Regions from separate parts of the Homo sapiens genome. Here region 1 is linked to region 2. The links are chromatin contacts, found by Hi-C or POLR2A ChIA-PET in ENCODE. All regions are on one chromosome and are shown on one strand. The core of a region is the stretch at or near the end of the contact, and the rest is flanking DNA. Distances in the headings are between cores, read along the strand shown. Region 1 overlaps NDUFA12 (NADH:ubiquinone oxidoreductase subunit A12). Region 2 has its middle 16 kb from the start of MIR492.

The links. A loop is a pair of places that touch in the nucleus more often than their neighbours do. ChIA-PET counts read pairs that join two places held with the same protein, here RNA polymerase II (POLR2A). Pooled maps may share reads with other maps.
Region 1: a map of naive thymus-derived CD4-positive, alpha-beta T cell shows a loop between it and region 2 (19-fold over the local background). The contact joins two enhancer-like sites. A Hi-C loop is called at or near these places in 3 of 168 maps with a recorded cell type or tissue (OCI-LY7, naive thymus-derived CD4-positive, alpha-beta T cell and natural killer cell) and 7 of 50 pooled maps. POLR2A ChIA-PET finds 5 or more read pairs at or near these places in 1 of 52 experiments (WTC11).

What each region holds. Positions count from the first base shown.
Region 1 is chr12:94,980,920-94,983,619 of GRCh38, forward strand. All of the region lies in intron 3 of NDUFA12 (NADH:ubiquinone oxidoreductase subunit A12), which reads right to left. Among named protein-coding and RNA genes, the nearest start is that of NDUFA12, 21 kb to the right of the region's middle. Within about 2 kb of position 1,257, at least 3 of the 41 ENCODE cell types and tissues checked have a DNase peak (open chromatin) inside an H3K27ac peak, as active enhancers do.
Region 2 is chr12:94,816,868-94,819,574 of GRCh38, forward strand. No RefSeq gene overlaps it. Among named protein-coding and RNA genes, the nearest start is that of MIR492, 16 kb to the right of the region's middle. RefSeq lists an enhancer at 1,174-1,693. Within about 2 kb of position 1,329, at least 3 of the 41 ENCODE cell types and tissues checked have a DNase peak (open chromatin) inside an H3K27ac peak, as active enhancers do.

The sequences.
Region 1 (2,700 bases), core at 7-2,506, 160 kb after region 2:
TACAGCCGTGCATGAAATAGCCCAAACTTTCTACTTTTCTACACTAATTCTATATAAATGCTAACTACCATAACAATGAAAATGAAGACTTCTGTGTGTTACTGTGTAGACGGTGGCAATTAGATAACTTCAGAATAAAACTGAAGGCAATAAAATTGGCATTGAACAAAATAAAGACAAGAACAAGAGAAAAAAAAAGAAAGAAAAAGTAGTATAGAATAGTACTTGAGCTGGGCACGGTAGTTCACACCTGTAATGTCAACACTTTGGGAGGCCAAGGCAGGTGGATAGCTTGAGCCCAGGAGTTTGAGACCAGCCTGGGCAACATGGCAAAACACTGTCTCTACTAAATACATACATACATACATACATACAAACAGTAGCCGGGCATGGTGGCCCGTGCCTGTAGCCCCAGCTACTCCGGGTGCTGAGGCAGGAGGATGGCTTGAGCCCAGGAGGTCGAGGCTGCAGTAAGCCAAGATCGCACCACTGAACTCCAGCCTGGGTGATAGAGCGAGACACTGCCTCAAAATAAAATAAAATGTTATTTGTTATCTACTTAAATACTTTCAGGGTATTCTACTCAATCAAATTAAATATAAATTCCTGAAGAAGAAATTAATATCTTGTTGCTGATCCCATAAGAGAATAAAACATATAGGAAAATGAAGGTACTGTAAAAAAAGACACTAAATTAGAACACAGTATTAGTACTAGTATTCATTAAGTGCCTATAAACTACAAGAGAACAAAGACCATACATATTTCACTCACCACTGTGAATATATAAACCCATCAAGGCCTGACATATAGGGGGGTGCTCAATATATATTTGTTGAATGAATCAAGTTTGTAAGCAGACTGTGTTAGGTTCTAGGCAATCCGTTTCTTATTTTCAAGGCACGTGTAGCTCAACTGCCCATCCAAGAAGTTTGCACCACCATCTTTTGTTTTTGTACTGGTGGACTTAGCAGCCTTTACTGGTGGCTGGTAGATTCAAAGAAGTGAAGGCCTTTAGACCAGAGAGATAAAATGAGCTCATTTTTCCACAAGATTTCTAATGTTTCCCATAAGATTAGAGAACATTAAATGAAACAGAGAAGCTGACTAAAATTCTATCCAAAACGCTAATGTCTCTAAGGGAAATCTTTCCCTAGGTGAGATTATGCAGCTACTGAACAGACTCATAAGACTATCATAGGCCACACTTGGCATCTGAGAACTCAGGACAGAGGACAGGAATCACAGCTTGCCAGCTGGGCAGCATCAGATGTTCCTCTCCCTGGGAGTCTGTGCAGTTGTTCATGCAAGTGACAGCTCACCCAGCCGTCCAGAAGCTATTTTCTTTTTCTTTTCTTTTTTTTTTTTTTTTTTGAGACAGAGTCTCTCTGTTGCCCAGGCTGGAGTGCAGTGGTGTGATCTCGGCTCACTGCAAGCTCCGCTTCCCAGGTTCATGCCAGTCTCCTGCCTCAGCCTCCCAAGTAGCTGGGACTACAGGCGACCGCCACTAGGCCCGGCTAATTTTTTTTTGTAGTTTAAGTGGAGACGGGGTTTCACTGTGTTAGCCAAGATGGTCTCGATCACCTGACCTCATGATCTGCCTGCTTTGGCCTCCCAAGGTGCTGTGTGTGAGCCACCACGCCCGGCCCAGAAGCTATTTTCTTTAACTCCCTAGATGACACAGCTCAGGCTCAAGGGAGATGAGAGCATCATGAGACAGGTGCAGGAGCTGCCCTAACTTCAAAGCTTTACGCTCCACCAGAGCCAACGTCTCTAGTAACTCCAAAGGCATAGCTTCAGGATTCCCTTTCCCACAGGGTCATGCCAGTTCTAAGAGCAGCAGCACTCACCAGGCATTTCTAATTCCTCTCAATCCAGAGGCAATTTCCCAATCAGAGGTCGATTTTATATTGCAATACTGTTAAAACAATTTTATCTGGTTTCCAGGATAACAGAGCTAGGCATTTAACTGAAGGTCATATTCTCCTAACCCTTAATTTATAAAGTTAAGTTGAATACTACACTAGATAAAATCAAACCAAAATCCTATCTCCAGCATCAATCTCTAGCCTAACCAACAGGCTAGTTTTCAACTGTCTACTCACCTTCTCACGTGGTCGTCTATCAAGCTTCTCATACTTAACGTAGACTACCTCTTCTAAACCTGCTCCCCCTACTCCACTCTTCCCTATCTCAGTAACTGTACCTCTAGTAGTTCAGGCCAAAAATATTGAAGTCATCCTTGACTGGTTTTTCTCTCAAAAGCCAATCAATCAGCAACTCCTGCTGACCCCATCTTACTTGGCACCCTCTAAGAGGGCCTCCAACGATCACTGCCTCCTGGTATTCACACCCTTGTATAATACCCTCATTTTAAGTGTGGCTGGACTGATTGACTTGCTTCTAATAAATAGACAACTGAAGTATGGGATATCACTTCCTAGATGAGGTTTAAAAAGACTGTTCCTTCCACCTTGGTCTGGGGAAGCCAGACGCCATGTCAAGAGGTGGCCTGTGCAGAGGTCTACTGAATGAGCTGGGAAGCAAATCTTCTGAGGTCTGTCTACAGCCACATGAGTAAGTGTGGCAGTGGGTCCTTCCCAAGTCAAACCTTGAGAGCACAGCAGCCTCAGAGAAGATCTCAGCTGTAACCTTGTGAGACCCTGAGCCTGGGGCACCCAGCTAAGCTACACTCAAATT
Region 2 (2,707 bases), core at 79-2,578:
AAAATACAAAGATTAGCCGGGTGTGGTGGCTGGGGCCTGGAACCCCACCTACTTAGGAGGCTGAGGCACAAGAATTGCTTGAACCTGGGAGGCGGGCCATGAGCCTAGATCGCACCACTGCACTCCAGCTTGGATCACAGAGCGAGACTGTCTCAAAAAAAAAAAAAAAAAAAAAAAAAAAAGAAAGAACTTACTGTAAAATCTGCTTTGCTTTGTTACTCACTCTTATGAATACAGAGCCAATCACTGGTTCTAGCCTCACTATTATGCTATATTAAGGGAGGAGACCACCCCTCATATTGTCTTACACCCAATTTCTGCCTCCAAATAAAGAAGTAAAAACTAAAAGGCAGAAATGAAATCCACAGGCAGACAGCCCAGCGCTGAGCCCTGGGCCTGGTAGTTAAAGATCGACCCCTAACCTAAGCGGTTATGTCATCTATAGATTCCAGACATTATATGGAAAAGCATTGTGAAAATCCCTGTCCTGTTCCGTTCTGATTACCAGTGCATGCAGCCCCCAGTCACGTACTCCCAGCTTGCTCAATCGATCACGATCCTCTCACGCGGACCCCCTTAGAGTTGTAAGCCCTTAAAAGGGACAGGAATTGCTCACTTGGGGAGCTCAGTTGTTGGAGACGTGAGTCTTGCCGACGCTCCCAGCCGAATAAAGCCCTTCCTTAACTCGGTGTCTGAGGGGTTTTGTCTGCAGCTCGTCCTGCTACAATATTACTGTATATATGTAAAATATGCTATATTACTATATTTTCTCATTTATAAAGTGGGAGTAAAAATAACAGCTACCTCATTGCATTTTTGTGAGGATTAAATTAGTTAACACATGTATAATAGTTATGGGACATAGTGACCACTTAAGAAATGTTAGCTAGTATTATTGTTGTTGTTACCAGGCACTGTTCTGGCTAACATTCTATTAGACCAAGTTAAATATTAGTTCATTTAGTTAATCTGCCCAGAAAAGTATTAATAGAAGCAAGTTGCCCATATAACCTGTCCCCTTGACAACAAAATTTGCCTTCTGAAAGCCATTAATGGATTCTCAAGGTACAAGAATTGCCTATGAATTGTTTACTTTTTAGAATATGATTTCCCCTTGAGGCAGAATATATATTTAACAGGTCCTAAATGTATACCAGAAAGAACTGAATCGCCAGCTTCACTAACAGGTTTCTCTAAAAAGAAAATCAGACAGCAATTTTACCTTCTGTTCAGGCCAGATGATGTTCCTAATCCTGCAAGGTCTGGGGTACTTTCATCTGATAAGAGCCCATGAGCTTCTGAGAGCTTCAAATGACTACTACTTAGGTTAAAAATAAGCACCGAGAAACAAAAACTGAGAAACAAAAGCAGAAGTATTTCTAAAATTGCTCTCTTCGCACTGTCTCGCTGCGGGTACTTTCCTGTCTCTCAGATCACTGACCTTCAGTCCAGCAATTTCCAGTGTCCTGCAGGCTGCTGATCCCAAGATGCTCAGCCACACAAAGGTGTTGCGGCCAAGTAAGGTTGGGGAACCCATACTATACTCCCTTTTGCCACAATACCTTTTTAACCAGACTCCTTTTGTGATAGTAGGTAGCTAGTTAGACCTGAGCAGGGCAGAAGAGGGCTCCCCTGCCCCACTCCAGGAGTGTCAGGCAACCACTGAGGTCAGGCAGTTGTTAACTGTCTCTCTAAAATAATAATTGGGCCGGGCACGGTGGCTCACACCTGTAATCCCAGCACTTTGGGAGGCTGAGGCAGGCGGATCTCTTGAGGTCTGGAGTTTGAGACCAGCTTGGCCAACACAGTGAAACCCCATCTCTAATAAAAATACAAAAATTGGCAGGGCATGGTTGCGGGCACCTGTAATCCCAGCTTCCCCGGGAGCCTGAGGCAGGAGAATCGCTTGAACCTGGGAGGCGGAGGTTGCAGTGAGCCGAGATCGCACCACTGCACTCCAGCCTAGGCTACAGAGCGAGAATCTAAATAAAAGAATAAAATAAAATAAAATAATAATTGGTCACAGCCAGCACCAGAGAAAGGCAGTCTCCCAATAGATAGAAACACCTGAAGCTGGGAATCAGCAGTTTCCTGATAAGATCTCAGGAGTTGGGCCAGTGGGCTCAAGCAAAAAAGAGGCAAAATGGCAAAGTTTAACTGGTATATGACCTTCTAGGAACATTCAACTGGTAAGAGAAGAATGCCTCGAGTGAGCATGCGTACAACTCCAGTAAACATACCGTGCATGCATCACTCCTAAGTGCTGGCAGCCACTGCGGATGCGGAGAGCCCACCCAAGGGAAGAATCAGGAGACAAGGGACACAAGCTCCTGGAAATATGACAACATATAAAATCCCAAGTCAATGGGGAATCCATGCACTTGATCTCTCCAGTCACCCCCTTGGCCCTCTTCCAAGTTCACTTCCTTTCATTCCTGCTGTAAAGCTTTTGAATAAACTTTCATTCCTCTAAAACTTGCCTTGGTCTCTGTGTCAAATATTTTCTTCTGAAGAGGGAAGAATTGAGGTTGCTGCAGACCTGTATGGACTCACCACTGCTAACACCTTTTTCAAGGAATATCTACTAGAATCTAGGTGTTGGAAATGCTGAAATAGTCTAAACTAACCAATTATTTCCACCTTAAAATGACTGTAGGCTCATTCACCTGGCCTGGCAAAGTCAGCACTTACTTAAAAGCAGATGGGA